Regions from separate parts of the Mus musculus genome. Here region 1 is linked to region 2. A link is a loop called in an ENCODE intact Hi-C map of the cell type or tissue named here. Cell type or tissue: gastrocnemius. All regions are shown on one strand. Each heading gives the region's core, and the rest is flanking DNA. Links, peaks and the distances in the headings are about the cores only.

The links. Hi-C counts contacts between places; a loop is a spot of excess contacts. Peaks named below come from ENCODE experiments on the same cell type or tissue, not always from the same donor. Only the 100,000 strongest peaks of a DNase experiment are listed, where the experiment ranks them.
Region 1: it touches region 2 in a loop (14-fold over the local background); 1 of 42 quality-filtered maps calls a loop at or near these places.

What each region holds. Positions count from the first base shown.
Region 1 is chr15:99,112,417-99,120,779 of GRCm38, forward strand. No RefSeq gene overlaps it. Among named protein-coding and RNA genes, the nearest start is that of Spats2, 10 kb to the right of the region's middle. In gastrocnemius, for the core only: CTCF peaks have their summits at 1,510 (motif pointing left) and 5,043; no DNase peak of the experiment used is centred there.
Region 2 is chr15:99,261,525-99,269,887 of GRCm38, forward strand. It overlaps 1700120C14Rik (RIKEN cDNA 1700120C14 gene), which reads left to right. Exons shown (of 3, transcript NR_045627.2): 2 at 101-184; 3 at 428-517. Among named protein-coding and RNA genes, the nearest start is that of Gm25999, 11 kb to the left of the region's middle. In gastrocnemius, for the core only: no CTCF peak of the experiment used is centred there; a DNase peak (open chromatin) is centred at 4,358.

The sequences.
Region 1 (8,363 bases), core at 95-8,094, 150 kb before region 2:
CTTGTTCACCTTCTGGGGTTTATTTTATTTTGATTTTTTTTTTCCACACGGGGTCTCTTATATCCAAGGCTATGATCTTAAACTTCTGAGCTCCTCAAGTGTTGGTATGACAGACATGCTCTACCATGGCAGATTTATCCAGTTTGTCTTTTGAGACAGGCTCTTACAGCATAGCTCAGGCTGGCATGGAACTTATGTAGCTTGCGATGACCTCAAACGCCTGCCAATCACTCTGCCTCAGTTTCCCAAGTGCCAGGATCACAGTCACGAGCCGCCACGCCTAGCTCTATCGTGGATATTTTTATATAAATGGGATCAGATAATATGTTGCCCTTTGTGAGTGTCGGGCTTCTTTCCTGATTTTCTTGGGGTTCACCAATGTTATCGCATGCATCATCGTATTTCCTTTATATTTAAATAATTCACATCTTAAAGCCATTCAAACATCCTTTTTGAAGAAACCTTTATTTTATACCTGTACATGTAGGTATGCCTATATAGTAAAGAATGCTATGTTTGTCTGTCGACGCTACAATCTCAGATTCATCTACTCTCTTGAGTTATCCCCTTAGAATAAATTCCCATGAGTGAGATTACTAGGTCAAAGGGCACGAACATTTTTACAGCCCTTGTCAATATTGCTCTTAAATCGTGGTGTCCAGAACTAATGCAATTCGCAGCGTGTTCAGACCGAACAGGGTACCGTGGGGGCTATTAAGTTCTCAAGGTCTGGACAATATATCATCCTTTAAATCAAGCAGCGCCAGAATTTATTAGTGTTCCCTCTTCTTTTCTTTCTTCCCCTCTCTCTTTCCCTCTCTCCCCCTTTCTTTGTTTTTTTTTTTTTTTTTTTTTGTTTTTTTTTTTTGGCTCGTATGCCTGTTATTCTTTGAGCTTCTAGCTTGTTTGTTTGTTTTGAGACAGGATCTCATGTATGTAGCTGAGAATGGCTTTGAATTGCTATGCCCACCTCCCAGCGTGGGTCAGGTGGTGCGGAGACTCAAACCCAGGTGCGCTAATGGAGCCTGGGTAGTTAAGCCACGCCCCCTCTCCCGGCACCGCTTGTTAAAGCTGTGTTTGTGACTAATCTGTAATGGTTCTCTTAATTTTTTTTTTCTTTTTTACCTTTATTTTTGTTTTATGTGTATGGGTATTTTGCAGCCATGTTTGTCTGCATAGCACATGCATGCAGTACCCCCACCCCCATCCCCGGAAGGGGCAAGAGGGCAGGGAATTCCTTGGGGCTGGAGTTGCAAAATGGTTGTGAGTTACCCTGTGGATGATGGGAACAAACCCAGATACTTTGGAAGAGCAGCCAGAGCTCTTAACCACTGGGCCATCTTTCCAGCCCCATTTTCTTTTCTTCTTTTATGCTGGGTGGTCCCAAGAAGCTAACCGAGGCTGGGAGATGGCTCAGAGGTTAAGTGGTTCCTTCCAGAGGTCCCAGCAACCACGTGTGGCTCACTACCGTCTATAATGGGATCTGATGCCCTCTTCTGGCATGCAGGTGTACATGCAGATAGAACACTCATACAATTAATTGATTTTAACAAGCTAGCTGAAGGTATCGGTTTTTTGTTTGTTTGTTTGTTTGTTTTTTGTTGTTGTTTTAAATATTTATTTATTATATGTAAGTACACTGCAGCTGTCTTCAGACACCCCAGAAGAGAGCATCAGATTTCGTTACGGATGGTTGTGAGCCACCATGTGGTTGCTGGGATTTGAACTCAGGACCTTTGGAAGTGCTCTTAACCGCTGAGCCATCTCACCAGCCCCAGAAGGTATAGCTTTTTATTTTGCATTCATTCATTATGTTTTGCCTTAGCCAGACTACAGTTTGTCAAAGGGCAAACAAAGCATGGCCCTTTCCACGCCCTTCACTTTTCAAGATAAAAATTTAAATGTGTTGGTATTTATTTACTTTTACTTTTTAATGTGTATGAGTGTTCTGCCTGCACGTATGTCTGTGTAGCACGCATGTACAGTACCCTCAGAGGCAGTTGTGAGCTGCCATGCGGGTCCCGGAAATTGAACCCACAATCCTCTGGAAAACAGTCAGTGCTCCAAACTGCTGAGCCGTCTCTCCACGCCCACTTCTGCCTATGCTTTAAGACGTCTGGAAGTTGCCCCTTTCTTAGGAGGATAATTTCCAGAGTTTGATACACAAACACCTTCTCTCTCTCTCTCTCTCTCTCTCTCTCTCTCTGTGTGTGTGTGTGTGTGTGTGTGTGTGTGTGTGTGTGTGTGTGTGTGTATGTGTGTGTGAAAAGGACGGAGCAATTGTGAAGCCAAATGAGTGTTGTTAAAGACGGGCTCCAGGTCTTTAAAGGGCAGGTCTCAGTCACCCTGTAATTCCCTGGGAGATCTGTCCATTTCATTCTGCTTGGGCTCAGTGGATAAAGGCCCACGTGTGCAGCTTGGTGGCCTGAGTAGAATCCCCAGATTCCCCAAGGTTGGCAAACCACTGAGAGCTGTCCTCTGACCCGGTCTGTGCACCCTGACCTTGTTTTCCCTTTGTTTCAGGCGCCGGTTATCTTCCGAGATCCTTAGGCCACCACAGGGACTGAACCACATTCAGCTCTTTTGTTGGCTGGGTTTAGTTTTGTTTTGCTTTTGCTAAAGTAAAAAATTTATGTGGTGTCCTAGCTGAATGAGATGTCATTTAAGTTTTTTTTTCCCCTTTGTCCCCCTCCCCCACCCCACCTCTCCCCCACCCCATTCTCTTCCTTTGTCTCAAATGTGCATCCAAACTTTATCTGCCCCTCCATTTATTTGTAAAAGGTGATAACTCTAAGCAAGGACTTTGGACTTTGGCAGTTTAAACCGCACATACAAGGTGAAACAGGATAAAATCTCTGTCTTGTCTGGGAGGGTTGAAAAGGAACAATTTTAACCCATTACATTCCAGACCTTCTCAGTTATACTTGAAAACGTGGCTTTTATCTATCGATTTATCTACCTTTTAAAAAGTGTGCGTGTAGCCGGGCGTGGTGGCGCACACCTTTAATCCCAGCACTTGGGAGGCAGAGGCAGGCGGATTTCTGAGTTCGAGGCCAGCCTGGTCTACAGAGTGAGTTCCAGGACAGCCAGGGCTATACAGAGAAACCCTGTCTCCAAAAAAAAAAAAAAAAAAAAAAAAAGTGTGTGTGTGCGTTGGGAACATGAACATGTGAATGCAGGGTGCTCAAGGAGGTCAAAAGAGGATGTTAGATGCCCTGGAGCTGGAGCTACAAGTGGTCACCTGTAGTCACCTGACATGGATACTGGGAACCAATGTGGGCTCTCTGCAAGAGCAGTATAGACTCTTGACCATTATCTTTCTAGCTCTAAACTTATGTGTATGGGACTGGAGAGATGGTTCAGTGGTTAAGAGCAGTGGCTGCTCTCCCAGAGGTCCTGAGATCAAATCCCAGCACTCATATGGTGGTTCACAACCATCTGTAACTGTAGTCCCAGGGGATCCAATGCCCTCTTCTGGTGTGCCGATGTACATGCATATGAATAAATCTTTTTTTAAAAATTGTGTATGTACATGGGGCAGGAGCTAAAGCAAAACTGAGGCTGACAGCAAAGCTGTTCTGGCCTTTGCAGGCACAAGACGCAGACTTAAGGGAAACACCACACACACATTTGAAATAAATAAATAGGGGCTGGGGAGATGGCTCAGTGGTTAAGAGCACTGACTTCTCTTTCAGAGGACCTGGGTTCAATTCCCAGCAACCACATGGTGGCTCACAACCATCTGTAATGGGATCTGATGCCCTCTTCTGGTGTGTCTGAAGAGAATGACAGTGTACTCATATACATGAAATAATAAATTTGCAAATAAATACATAAATAAATGCCTGGTGTTTCACACTTTTAATCCCAGCACTCAGGAGGCAGAGGCAGGCAGATCTCTGAGTTCAAGACCAGCCTGGTTTACAGAGTGAGTTCCAGGACAGCTAGGGAAATTCTGTTTAGAGAAGCAAAAAACAAAGACAAAACTAAAAAGCAACCAAACAAGGGCTTGGAGCAAACGAGGAAGGACTTGGAAACTCAGCGAGTTCTGCTTAGCTGGGCTGCATGCACAGATCTAGGAGTCATCATGGCTCCAGTCACTTCTCCACTTCGGACTTGATGTGGTTTTGTTTTGTTTTTTCTCTCATTCCTTCCTGTGACCCCCACAGCGGTGACCCGCTTAGCTCAGGCACAGAAAGTAGGAACACTCTTGTCTTTTCACCAGGGCAGCATCCGGCTGCTTAAGGCCCTTCAGGCTCCAGTTCTCTGTCAGGCCATTTGCTGCTTCGATGTTCCTATCTTTGCTGACGTCACTGCTCTTTCCTGCAATTCTTTTTCGGTCTGCTAGTCTGACTCTTCCAACGTCTTTTATGACCTGGCTTAAGGGTTATCCCCTCGCTGATTAGTTCGACGTTCAGTAATCTCTCCCCTGCCCTGAATTCCTTTAGACTGTTGTTTAAGCTGTGCTGGTCTCTGGAGTGGTTTCTCACACGCTGCTGTGTAATTGCTCCATCTCAGGTTTACAAGTCTTTCCTTAACGTCATCAAACTCCTTAAGGACAAGAGTTATCTTCTTCCAAAGCAAAGAACAGACCGTTTAATAAATCTGTAGTCTTGGATAAATTATTTAACCGGTTCGAGATTTAGTTTTCTTGTTTCCTACGTGGGGATAATGTGGTCTGCATCACGGGGGTGATGAAACAGTCAGAGGAGAGGATTTGCCGAGAGTGCTTTATGAATTATAAAACACTGTTAGAGCAGCGAGGCAGTATTCTTTGGTACGTAGTCCAATGGGCCTCAGATTTATGATCTTCCACCTTAACCTCTCAGGTGCTGAAATTATATGTGGCCTCCACCATGGTTGGCTATGTTTATTTTGAATCATATATATTATTATTACCATTGTGTGCCCGTGTGGTGTGTGTGTGATGATAATGCTGATGATGGTGTATGTGTGCAGATCTGTGTATGTGCGTGTGCACAGACACATACGTGCTACAATGCACATAGAGAGGTTATAGACCAGCATTCAGGTGATGGGACTCCCTTCTTACCGAGTCTTCCAGGGATCGAACTCAAATCACCAGGTTTCACCCCCCACCCCCAAAGATTTACTTATTGTATATATGTGAGTACACTGTCGCTATTTTCAGACACACCAGAAGAGGGCATCAGATCCCATTACAGATGGTTGTGAGCCACCATGTGGTTGTGGAAATTGAACTCAGGACCTCTGGAAGAGCAGTCAGTGCTCTTAGCCGCTGAGCCATCTCTCCAGCCCCTATCACCAGGCTTTTAAGACAATCTCTTTAATACACTCAGCCATGGTCCTGGCCGTGCCCAAATAATTCTTGGAAAAAAGTAAATTACGACAGAGTGCAGAAATGAAAGAGCCTCCCGACAGTGGTGGCTCACGCCTTTAATCCCAGCACTTGGGTGGCAGAGGCAGGAAGATTTCTGAGTTCGAGGCCAGCCTGGTCTACAGAGTGAGTTCCAGGACAGCCAAAGCTACACAGAGAAACCCTGTCTCGAAAAACAAGACAAAACAAAACAAAACAACAAACAAACAAACAAACAAAAAGAAATGAAAGAGCATGCTAAGGTTTTAGGTTAGCCGTTACCATTGAAGTGTTGTATTACAAAAGTATTGGCGATGTCAGAATCAAAACCCAGGTCACAGCAAAGCAGCATTACGTCATCCCTCACAGAGGGACAAATTCACTAAAGGTTACGTCGACGGTGTTTGCTTGCTTGCTTGTTTGTTTGTTTGCAGTGCTGGAGATTAAACCCAGGGCCTATAGCATGCTGGGCAATGAAGGTCTATACCCAGCTCTGCTCTTTTGTTTTCTGATACAGGATTTTGCCACATAGGCCACATTACCCTTGAACTTGAGCATCCAGCCTCAGCCTCCCAGGTATTGGAACCACAGCTGTGCTCTGGTTTGCCAGGCTTGGATCTCAGCTCTGTTATCTGCAACGTGGTAAAGGCGAAGCCAGTTGAGCTCCTTAAATAGACTATCGATCCAGAGGACCTGGGTTCAGTCCCCAGCTCCCACACGGTGGCTCACAATCTCTGTAATTCCAGCTCCAGACGATCCAACACCCTTTTCTGGTCTCTGTGAGCACTGCATGTATGTTATGTGAGGTACAGACGTACAGACATGCATGCAAAACCACCTACATATATAAAAGAAAGTAAATATTTAAAAAATGTTGGAGCTGACTGGGGTGGTATATTGCTTTCCTCCCAGCATTTAAAAGGGAGAGGCAGGTGACTCTCTCTCTCTAAATATTTATTTATTTGTTTATTTGTTTGTTTGTTTGTTTATATATGAGTATGCTGTACTTCAGACACATCAGATCTCATTACAGATGGTTGTGAGCCACCATGAGGGCATGGGGAATTGAACTCAGGACCTCTGGAAGAGCAGCTGGTGCTCTTAATTGCTGAGCCACCTCTCCAGCCCTGAAACTATCTTTTAAGACTCCATTTGGACTGCCACCATAATGTTTGGAGGTAGAATAACAGACTGTAGAGATGTCTCACTTGGTAACACTCTTACCTTGTAAGCAAGAAGAGTTGAGTTTGATCCCTAGGCCATAGTGAAAAGCTGGGCGTTGTGGTCCACTTTGCGGTTCCACTGCTGGGGAGCTGGAGATCAATGGGTCTCTTGGGCTCACTGGCCAGTCAGCTTAGCGTACTTAGTGCATTCCAAGCCACTGAAAGACTGGCTTAGAGACAAAGTTTGGAGCTGAGATAAAAGGATGGACCATGTAGACACTACCATATCCGGGGATCCATCCCATAATCAGCTTCCAAATGCTGACACCATTGCATACACTAGCAAGATTATGCTGAAAGGACCCTGATATAGCTGTCTCTTGTCAGAGTATGCCTGGGCCTAGCAAGCATAGAAGTGGATGCTCACAGTCGGCTATTGGATGGATCACATGGCCCCCAATGAAGGAGCTAGAGAAAGTACCAAAGAAGCTAAAGGGATCTGCAACACTATAGGTGGAACAACATTATGAACTAACCAGTACCCCGGAGCTCTTGACTCTAGCTGCATATGCATCAAAAGATGGCCTAGTCGGCCATCACTGGAAAGAGAGGCCCATTGGACACGCAAACTTTATATGCCCCAGTACAGGGGAACGCCAGGGCCATAAAAGGGGAGTGGGTGGGTAGGGGAGAGGGGGTGGGTGGCTATGGGGGACTTTTGGTATAGCATTGCAAATGTAAATGAGCGAAATACCTAATAAAAAATGGAAAAAAAAAAAAAAAAAAAAGACTGGCTTAAAAAAACAAAGTTAGAGCTGGGCAGAGGTGGCGCATGTCTTTAATCCCAGCACTTGGGAGGTAGAGGCAGGAGGATTTCTGAGTCCAAGGCCAGCCTGGTCTACTGAGTGAGCTCCAGGACAGCCAGGGCTACACAGGGAAGCCCTGTCTTGAAAAACCAAACAAAAACAACAACAACAACAACAACAACAACAACAACAACAACAGCAAACCAAAGTTAGGTTGAGAAACGGCTCAGTAGTTAAGAGCACTGGCTGCTCTTCCAAAGGACCCAGGTTCAATTCCCAGCACCCACATGGCAGCTCACAATGTCTGTAACTCTAGTTCCAGGGATCATCTCCTGGCCTCCATGAACATCAGATACCAGAGAGGTGGGTGCCCAGACATACACATAGGCAAAAAACCCATACACACTAAAGAAGAAGAAGAAGAAGAAGAAGAAGAAGAAGAAGAAGAAGAAGAGGAGGAGGAGGAGGAGGAGGAGGAGGAGGAGGAGGAGGAGGAGGAGGAGGAGGAGGAGGAGGAGGAGGAGGAGGAGTGTGGGACATTGGGCTGTGCACAGACAGCCTGGTTTCCAGTTGAGGCTAGATGTTGAACTCCGGGACCCGGTGGTGATAATTCACCTACATGGGACAGAAGGAGTTCTCTCATGTCTCCTGGAACCCTGGCTTCTGTCGAAGTTACCGCCCCCACAGCCCCCACCACCCCCACAAGAGAAGCATGGCTAGTAGTCACATAGGCAATGTCCCAAGCTTCTGACCTTCAGGCTAGACTCCTCCCCAGTTACCTAGCAACAGAAAAGATAGCAGCATACTTTAAGAGGGGGCTGTTTGGCCCCTCCTTGCTCTCTCACTCCTCTTGCTCTCTTGCTCTTATTCCCCTTCCCTCCCCTCCCCTCCCCTCCCCTCTCCTCTCCTCTCCTCTCCCCTCCTCTCCTCTCCTCTCCCTCTCTCCCTCTCTTCCTCTCTTCCTCTCTCTCCCTCTTCTTCTCTAGCCTTTCTTCTCTCTCTCCCTTTCCCCTTTGTCTCCTCTTGGCCATGGCTGCTCTCTCTCTCTCTCTCTCT
Region 2 (8,363 bases), core at 98-8,097:
CAATTTAAAGTACTTGCCTATATAATTACAGAAGAGAAAAGAATGAGATATAAAAAAAATAAAGAATTAAAATATTTAGGACGATATCCTTCCTTTTTAGGTTTTTGGCCGCTTGACCCAAGGTAGAGTTATTTGGGGAGAAGCTCAACTGAGAAAGTGCCTCCATCAGAGTGGCCTTGGGCAGGTCTGTGAGCATTTTCCTGATTCCTGATTGCCATGGGAGGGCCCCACCCTGATTGCCATGGGAGGGCCCCACCCCTCCCCCACCCCTCCCTCACCCCCACCCTGCTTGAACCCCACCCCCACCCCTGCCCACAGTGGGGAAGGGTCATATAGGGCAGATGGCTCTGGGTGTTTGAGAAAACCGGCTAAGCAAGCCATAAAGAGCAAGCCAGGGAGCAGTATTCCTTTACAGCCCCTGTTTCAGTTTCTGCCTCCAGGTTCCTGCTTTGAGTTCCTGCCCGACTTCCCCTGAGGATGGACCTGCGATCCAAATAAATAAATAAATTATCCACCCCAATGTGCTTTATTTATTTATTTATTTATTTATTTATCTATCTTATGTATGTAAAGTATACAGTTGCTGTCTTCAGACACACCAGAAAAGGGCATCAGATCCCATTACAGATGGTTGTGAGCCACCATGTGGTTGCCGGGAATTGAACTCAGGATCTCTAGAAGAGCAGTCAGTGCTCTTAACTGCTGAGCCATCTCTCCAGCCCCTTGATGTGCTTTTGCTCATCATCTTTATCATCACAATAGAAAGCAAATTAAGACAATAGGTTATTTGGATAGTCCAACAACATCCACTGAAAAATTAATACAAATAAGACATGTTTCACTTTATTTATTTATTTAGGCATGTGTTTGTGCGTGTATGTGCACACATGCACATGGAGTCTAACTCGGATCATCAGGCTTGATGCTTTAAGCAAAACAGACATAAGTTAATGCACACTTTAAAAGGTGTAAAGGAAATAAAATATGTGATATTCAATTGAAATAACAAAGCTGACTACATAGTCACAATCTAGATATGAATATGTTAGATCTAGATACTTAACATTAAAAATGCTTGTGAAGGACACCAGGAAGCTCGGACAACTAGGAAGGCACAGTATATCTTGAAGTAGAAAGACTCGCTATCATAAAGATGTCAGCTCTCCATAAATTAATCTATAAATTTAATATGGCCTAATAAAAATACCAATAGACTCCATAACCTGAATGTAAAGTTCACGTGTCAATTTATACCGATTTAAACAGCGGCAACAACAGCAAGCTAGCCAGGAGCGTGCTGAAAGGGAAGGTTAATGAGGGGGAGGAAGCTCTCCCACATAGCACGGTGAACTCCAGAGAATGCCAGTGCGTGCATAAGCGGCTCCATCAAGAGAACAGAATGGTCCAGAAATAGATCCAAGACGTTAAAAAAAAATGTAGTATATTATAAAGATAGCATTGTCTGTCAGCAGGGAAAGGCTAGATTATTCAGTAAGTACTATTGAGACGACTGTGCAGCCACCTGGAAAAAAATAATGCGGCCTCTCTGCTTCACTAAATCACTTCTACAGGAATCAATTGTACTTAAATAAATACAAAAGAGTAGAATTACAAATTTATAACGTCAGAGTGGGGAAAGTATTTCTCACGTGGTACAAGATTTCTCAAAGCGTAGGAAAAGACAAATTCTGTCATCAGAAAAAAATCTATAATTTCTGCAGGGTGAAAGCACACCATAAACAAAGACAAATGGCGAACCAAGGGGGTGCCTGTAGCTCATCCAACAGACAGGAGCTAACTTGCTTTATGTATGCAAAATCCTTTCAAATCGATATGAAAAAGAATAAAACTCCTACAAATGGGTTGCTGACAGAAAAGGAAAGATAAATGGCCCTCAGACATATTAAAAAAAAAAATGCTCAAGTCCCTCATAAGAAAATTGAAATTACATTTAAATATGTCTCACCCATAAACCGGCAACAATTTCAAACGCTTGATGGTGGGTCAAAGGGCAAATTGTCCGTTGCTTGTTGGAATTACAGCTCCGTATGACCTTTGATCCAGCACACCTGAATGTATGGGTGATAAACTATATAGAAAGTTAAAGCATTGGTAGAAAAGGTTTAGAAAACATCCAGTCACTTAACAGCACAGGACCAATCAATTATACAGCGCATCCAAGTAGTGGGTGCCGTACAGCCAGCTGGAAGAAGAGCTGGCATAAAAGCTTTATAGAGTGATTTTAAGAAAAGAGTTGCCAGGTAGTGGTGGCGCACGCCTTTAGTCCCAGCACTCCAGAGGCAGAGGCAGGTGGATTTCTGAGTTCGAGGCCAGCCTGGTCTACAGAGTGAGTTCCAGGACAGCCAGGGTTACACAGAAGAAACCCTGTCTAGAAAAAACCAAAAAAAGAAAGAAAGAAACGCAGGCTTTGGCTGAGGTGGAAACAGGCTTGGTTTGGATGAACTGAGCGAAGGTACCAGCGGCCATCGTCTGACATGTTTGTGTTTGGTTGTGTGTTCGATTTCTCGAACCCACAACGGTGGTTTACAACCATCCATCTATCCAGTTCCAGAGGAGCCAATGCCCTCTTCTGACCTTTGTGGCACTGAGCACACACATGGTACACACACAAACAAACATGCACTGCACACAGGACCATGCACGAAAAACACACAAAAGGTAGCCGGGCGGTGGTGGCACACGCCTTTAATCCCAGCACTTGGGAGACAGAGACAGGTGGATTTCTGAGTTCGAGGCCAGCCTGGTCTACAAAGTGAGTTCCAGGACAGCCAGGGTTATACAGAGAAACCCTGTCTCAAAAAAAAAAAAAAAAAAAAAAACAAAAACAAAAACAAAAAAAAACCCCACAAAATGTAAAATGAACAAACCTAATCCGTAAAATGTTTAAAAGAGAGGGCTGTTTAGTTGTATGTGTGCTGTCCAGGTCCGTGACTCAGGATAGAACTGGAGGTACATGGAGGAATCAGCCTGACAGTTGCAGCCCCAGGGCAAGGCAAGGTCATCCTGGGAGAGTCCTAGCAGTGGGGTGTCCCCCCCCCCCAGGAATGCAGGCAGGAGACAACAGTGGAGGCAGGCCAGGAGTGAGGGGAGACTACAGAGAGAGAGGCAAGGATAACTAGTCTGTCTCTCACTTGGCTGAAAACCTTTGAGGATATAAAATGAGCTTTATTCTTCTTGATGGTTTCCCTGTCTGTCTACCCTTCAGTTAGCACAAGGGTCTGTCTGTCCACCGTTCTCCCTGTGGCAGATCTATCTTTCCCAACTCAACATTGCTTGAAATCCCTCTGAGCCCTGAAGGCCTCTCCTGCCTGGGCCTTACCTCACACCTGAAGGCCGCTCTCCAGCTCTGCGGGCCCAGCACACCTTCCCACCCAGAGAAGACAGAGACATTGCATTTCAGTGTCATGACTAAGAAAATCGTCTCAGCACAACACAGTCAGGAGCCCATTGCTGAATGAGTGGTTGGACAGACAGACGGACGGATGGACAGATGGATAGCTGGAAGGATGCATGGATGGTGAGTTCTCAGGAGCCTAAGAACATTAGTTTTGGTTTTGTAATGTTTCAGAACTTATAGCCACGCCCCTGTGGTTGTGACAAGCTCACCCATCGGAAGTGTTTTGTTCATATTTATGTCCTCAGTGTGTGGTACAACACACGACAACACACAGTAGGTGTTCAGAAAGTGATTAAGCAGTCAGCTGGTAGCTGAATGTGGTCGTGCATCCCTTAATCCCAGCGCTCAGGAGAGCAGAGGCAGGTGGATCACTGAGTTCGAAGCCAGCCTGGTCCACAGAGCAGATTCCAAGCCACCCAGGCCTACCTAGTGAGACCCTGTCTCAAAACAGTAAATACAAGCCGTAATACAAAGTCATTTAATCTAGTCTGCTTTCTAAGCAGAAGCACAGCAGGGGCAAGATGATGGCAGATGCGGCTCAACCGGTCCCGTGGGAGGGAGGAGCAGGCAGTCTATACCTTCAGAAGAACTTGACTTGGTTTCTACTGTGTGCTCAGTCTCCTGAGCAGGATGCCTAGTATTGGGTGCTAAAGGGATATTTGTTGAATGAATGAATGAATGAATGAATGATGGTGTGGCATGTGTTTGATAGCCAGGCAAAGAGGAAGTGGCCCAAGGCTGAAGGAGAGAGGACTGGCCACTGCTAATCATCTGTAGGGTACAGAAGTTCGCCTTTGTGCCTTCACTCTCCCTTTGCTGACCTCGCCCTTCACTGGCAGCCCAGCACCTTCCCAGTTGGAGCCCTGAGGTACACCTTAGGCAGTTCCTAAGCTTCCTGTAATGTCACCCCTCCCCAGGCAGGCCCTTGAGTCTCTTAAACAAGCACTCTGCTGCCTCCTAGTGGCTTCTACAATAAAGGGCCTCTCTTCGGAAGCATGGCAGTGACCGGAGAGGGCAGGCACCTGAATCTTCCTAAATTTCCCAACCTCAAGTTATTGGGAAGCAGCCATAAGCATTCCTCAGCTGAGTCCTGGCTGCTGGGCCAGCTCTCCTCTCCTCCTCTCACTTAGCTTCAAGAGAGCTAAGCACCTTCAATTCCAGTACTCGGAGGGAGAGGCAGAAGAATCAAGACCACCGTGGTGTACTTAGTGAGTCCTAGGCCAGTCAGGGATACATAGTGAGACTCTGTTTCAAAGAAAGGAAGAATAGATGGAAGAATGGATGGAAGGAAGGAAGGGAGGGAGGGAGGAAAGAAGGAAGGACCGACCTGAGCCAACAGGCCAATCTTACGCATGTTGAGGGATATTCAAGTTAGTGACTAGTGTAACATACCCAGTCTTTGCTTTGCCTTCTCCCAACTTTAAGTGATGGCTTTGTGGGTGGTGAGGAGAGCAGCCAGGTCCTCACAGCACGCAGCATGAGAGGAAGTCTGGCACCTGTGGAGAACTAGAGGGCCCGTGCCTCTCAGGAGCTAGCCATTGCTGTGTTCTAGCCAATTGGCTTTGCACCTAACAGCAATCTAAGCTAATAACCCCCAGACCACTTGGTGATCTTGTGAACCTACAAGGCAGGGAAACACCTGGGGCTCAGAAACCAAAGTTTCTGCCAAAGAAAAAAGCTGCTTTCTTTTTTCTTTTCTTTTTTTCTTCTTCTTTTTTTTTTTTTTGTTTTTTTGTTTTTGTTTTTGTTTTTGTTTTTTTTTGTTTTGTTTTGTTTTTTTAAGACAGGATTTCTCTGTGTAGTCTGGCTGTCCTGGAACTCACTCTGTAGACCAGGCTGGCCTCAAACTCAGAAATCCACCTGCCTCTGCCTCCCAAGTGCTGGGATTAAAAGCGTGCGCCACCACCGCCTGGCAGAAAGCTGCTTTCTTATGTTTCTATGGCGCGCACACGTGCACCTCTGTGTGCTTGTATAGTTGACTCTCAAACCCAGGCTTTATACATGCTGGGAAAGCACTTTGCTGTTGAGGTATGCCCAAGCATGCTTGTTTGTTTGTTTGTTTGTTTAGTGGCTGCTTTTAAGATGTTCTTTTGGGCCGGGCGTGGTGGCGCATGCCTTTAATCCCAGCACTCAGGAGAGGCAGGCGGATTTTTGAGTTCGAGGCCAGCCTGGTCTACAGGGCAAGTTCCAGGACAGCCAGGGCTACACAGAGAAACTCTGTCTCGAGGAAAAAAAAAAAAAAGACGTTCTCTTGGGGATGAAGAGATGGCTTGGCAGTTAAGAGTACTGGATGCTCTTGCAGAGGTCCTGGGTTTGAATCCCAACACCCACATGGCAGCTCACAACTATCTGCCACTCTAGTTCCAGGGTATCTGATGCCCTCTTTGGGCCAAACGGCACCAGGCATGCACATCGTTCACAGACATGGATGCTGCAAAGCACATATGTCCAAAGTTAAAATAAACATTTTGTTTAAAATTGCTCTTTTGTCTTTGGCTTCAGGCTTCACTGTGATAATAGGTATGGCTTTCTTTATACTTATCTGCTTAGGTTCTCTGAACTTGAAGTTCATTCTTCTATTATTTGGAAATTCTCATTATCTCTTAGGACATTTCCCCTTCTCTTTCTGGGACTCCACAGTCATGTGATATCACTCCACGTGCCTTCGGTGCTTAGTTTGGGGGCTTGGGTGTTAGAAGGTGCTACATTTGGTTGTTTTCTGTCAGCCCAGCCTCGAGTTCATGGATTTCTCACCACCTTTGGTTTTTGTCTAGATTGCCAATAACCTTGTTGAAGGAATTCTTATAGTTACTTTTTCTGTGTGCTGGGAATTGGAATTAGGGACTTTCAGTGTGCAGGCAAGCATCTACCACTGAGCTGGATTCTCAACCCCATGTTATTTGTGTGTGTGTGTGTGTGTGTGTGTGTGTGTGTATGGGGAGGGGGCGAGAGTGTGTGCTCGAGCCTATGTGAACTGTCCGAGGAATTCAGGAGAAGGTTTGAAGCTGGAGTTACAGGCGTTTGTGACCTTCTTGACAAGGTCCCCAGGCCCTCTGCAAGAGCAGTGCCTACTCTTCACCACTGAGCATCCCCCCAGCCTCTAACTTTCTAATTTCCAGATCCCCATCTTTAATTTCCTTTTCTAGAACTTCCTGCTCTTTATTCAGAGCCCCTTTCACTCATGTGTAATGTCCGCCTTCCCGACAGACCAGACCCTCAGCGCTTTAGCTCCGGCTTCTCCCCGGCCCCGGCTGACGTGCATAGTATCTCAGCCATGCCCACGTCTCTTTTCGAGATGACTTATCAGGAATTCTGCCTAGCCTTAGCCTCCCACAGTAAGTGAGACAGGAAAATATATCTTTCTATCCCTGGCTCTTTGTCTAGGTTATTTCCAAAAGATTCTTGTCCCCCTTTCTTCCAAGTCTCTGCAGTCATGACTGGGGCTAACACAGATCTTTCCCTCGGGTTCTTTCCCACGTTACTTTTGACTCGTCGTCGTCTTGAGCCTCCTGAGGCCATGAACCATGCAAGCAAAGTTATGGCCAATGCTTAATATAGCCCCTTCCATGCCTTCCTTGGCTCCCCTCAGGTTGTGATTTTTGTTTGATCAGATAGGCTAACTCTGTTCTAAAAAAACAAACAAGTCTTGCGTATCAACTCCATTGCTAGAAAACCAACACACGTACACACACACAGGCACATACACACACACACACACAGAGGCACACACACACACATCCCCGCACACAGGCACACACACACACACAGGCACACACACACACACACACACACACACATCCCCGCACACAGGCACACACACACACACACACACGCATGCACACACACATCCCTGCACACAGGCGTGCACACACACACACACATATACACACATACACACACACACACATCCCTGCACACAGGCAGGCACACACACACACACACACACACACACACACACACACACACACACACACATCTAAGAAGCCAGAGCCCTCCATCCTGGTGATTAGCTGCTAAGAACTTTAAGCACCATGACAAGACTGTGAAAAAAATTGTATAAAACCTTTTCAAATGCTATTTCAAGTGCTTATAAAATACCACCTTGTCTTCACTCACTACTGATTTTAATATTCAGAATATGCCCATTGCATTAGTAAAGTTTGTTAGAGTTCATCTCTCTTCCGGATGGGTGCAGAGATGTCACAGTTACACAGGACATAGCTCACTTATAGCTGATTAGCTTCCAAAGCAAGGTTATAAAATTCATTTCAAATATTTGAAACAATATAATTTAATATGAAGGCTTTTATTGTTGTTGTTATTTTGTTTTTTCAAGACAGGATTTCTCTGTGTAGCCCTGGCTGTCCTAGAGTTCTCTCTGTAGACCAGGCTGGCCTTGATCTCAGAGATTCAAATGCCTCTGCCTCCCGAGTGCTGGGATTAAAGGCGTGCGGCACCGTGCCCGGCCCTCACTGTGTCACCAGGCTGTTCTGAGCTCACCATGCTCCTGCCTGCACCTCTGCGGTGCTGGGATTCCAGCCAGAGACCGACTGTGGACGTGTTTTAATGTTGGGTGTGATTGCGATGAGGCTGGAAACTGCTTCTTCCTGCCACAGCCTGTGCTGTCTGCGACCTGCATATGAATGCCAGTGTCCTCCTGACCAGGCATCCTTGCTGGCGCAGGCTATGGTTCAGAGCAAAATCTGATCCTCATAAGAGCCGTAGAGCGAGCTGGGCATCCCCCATGTTCTCCTTTTCTTTCCCGAGTTTTTGTTTTTGTGACAGGGTCTCAGTATGTAGCCCTGGCTATCCTGGAGCTCAGGCTAGCCCTGAACTCATAGAGACCTTTTTTTTTTTTTTTTTTTTTTTTTTTAGATTTATTTATTATTATATGTAAGTACACTGTAGCTGTCCTCAGACACACCAGAAGAGAGTGCCAGATCTC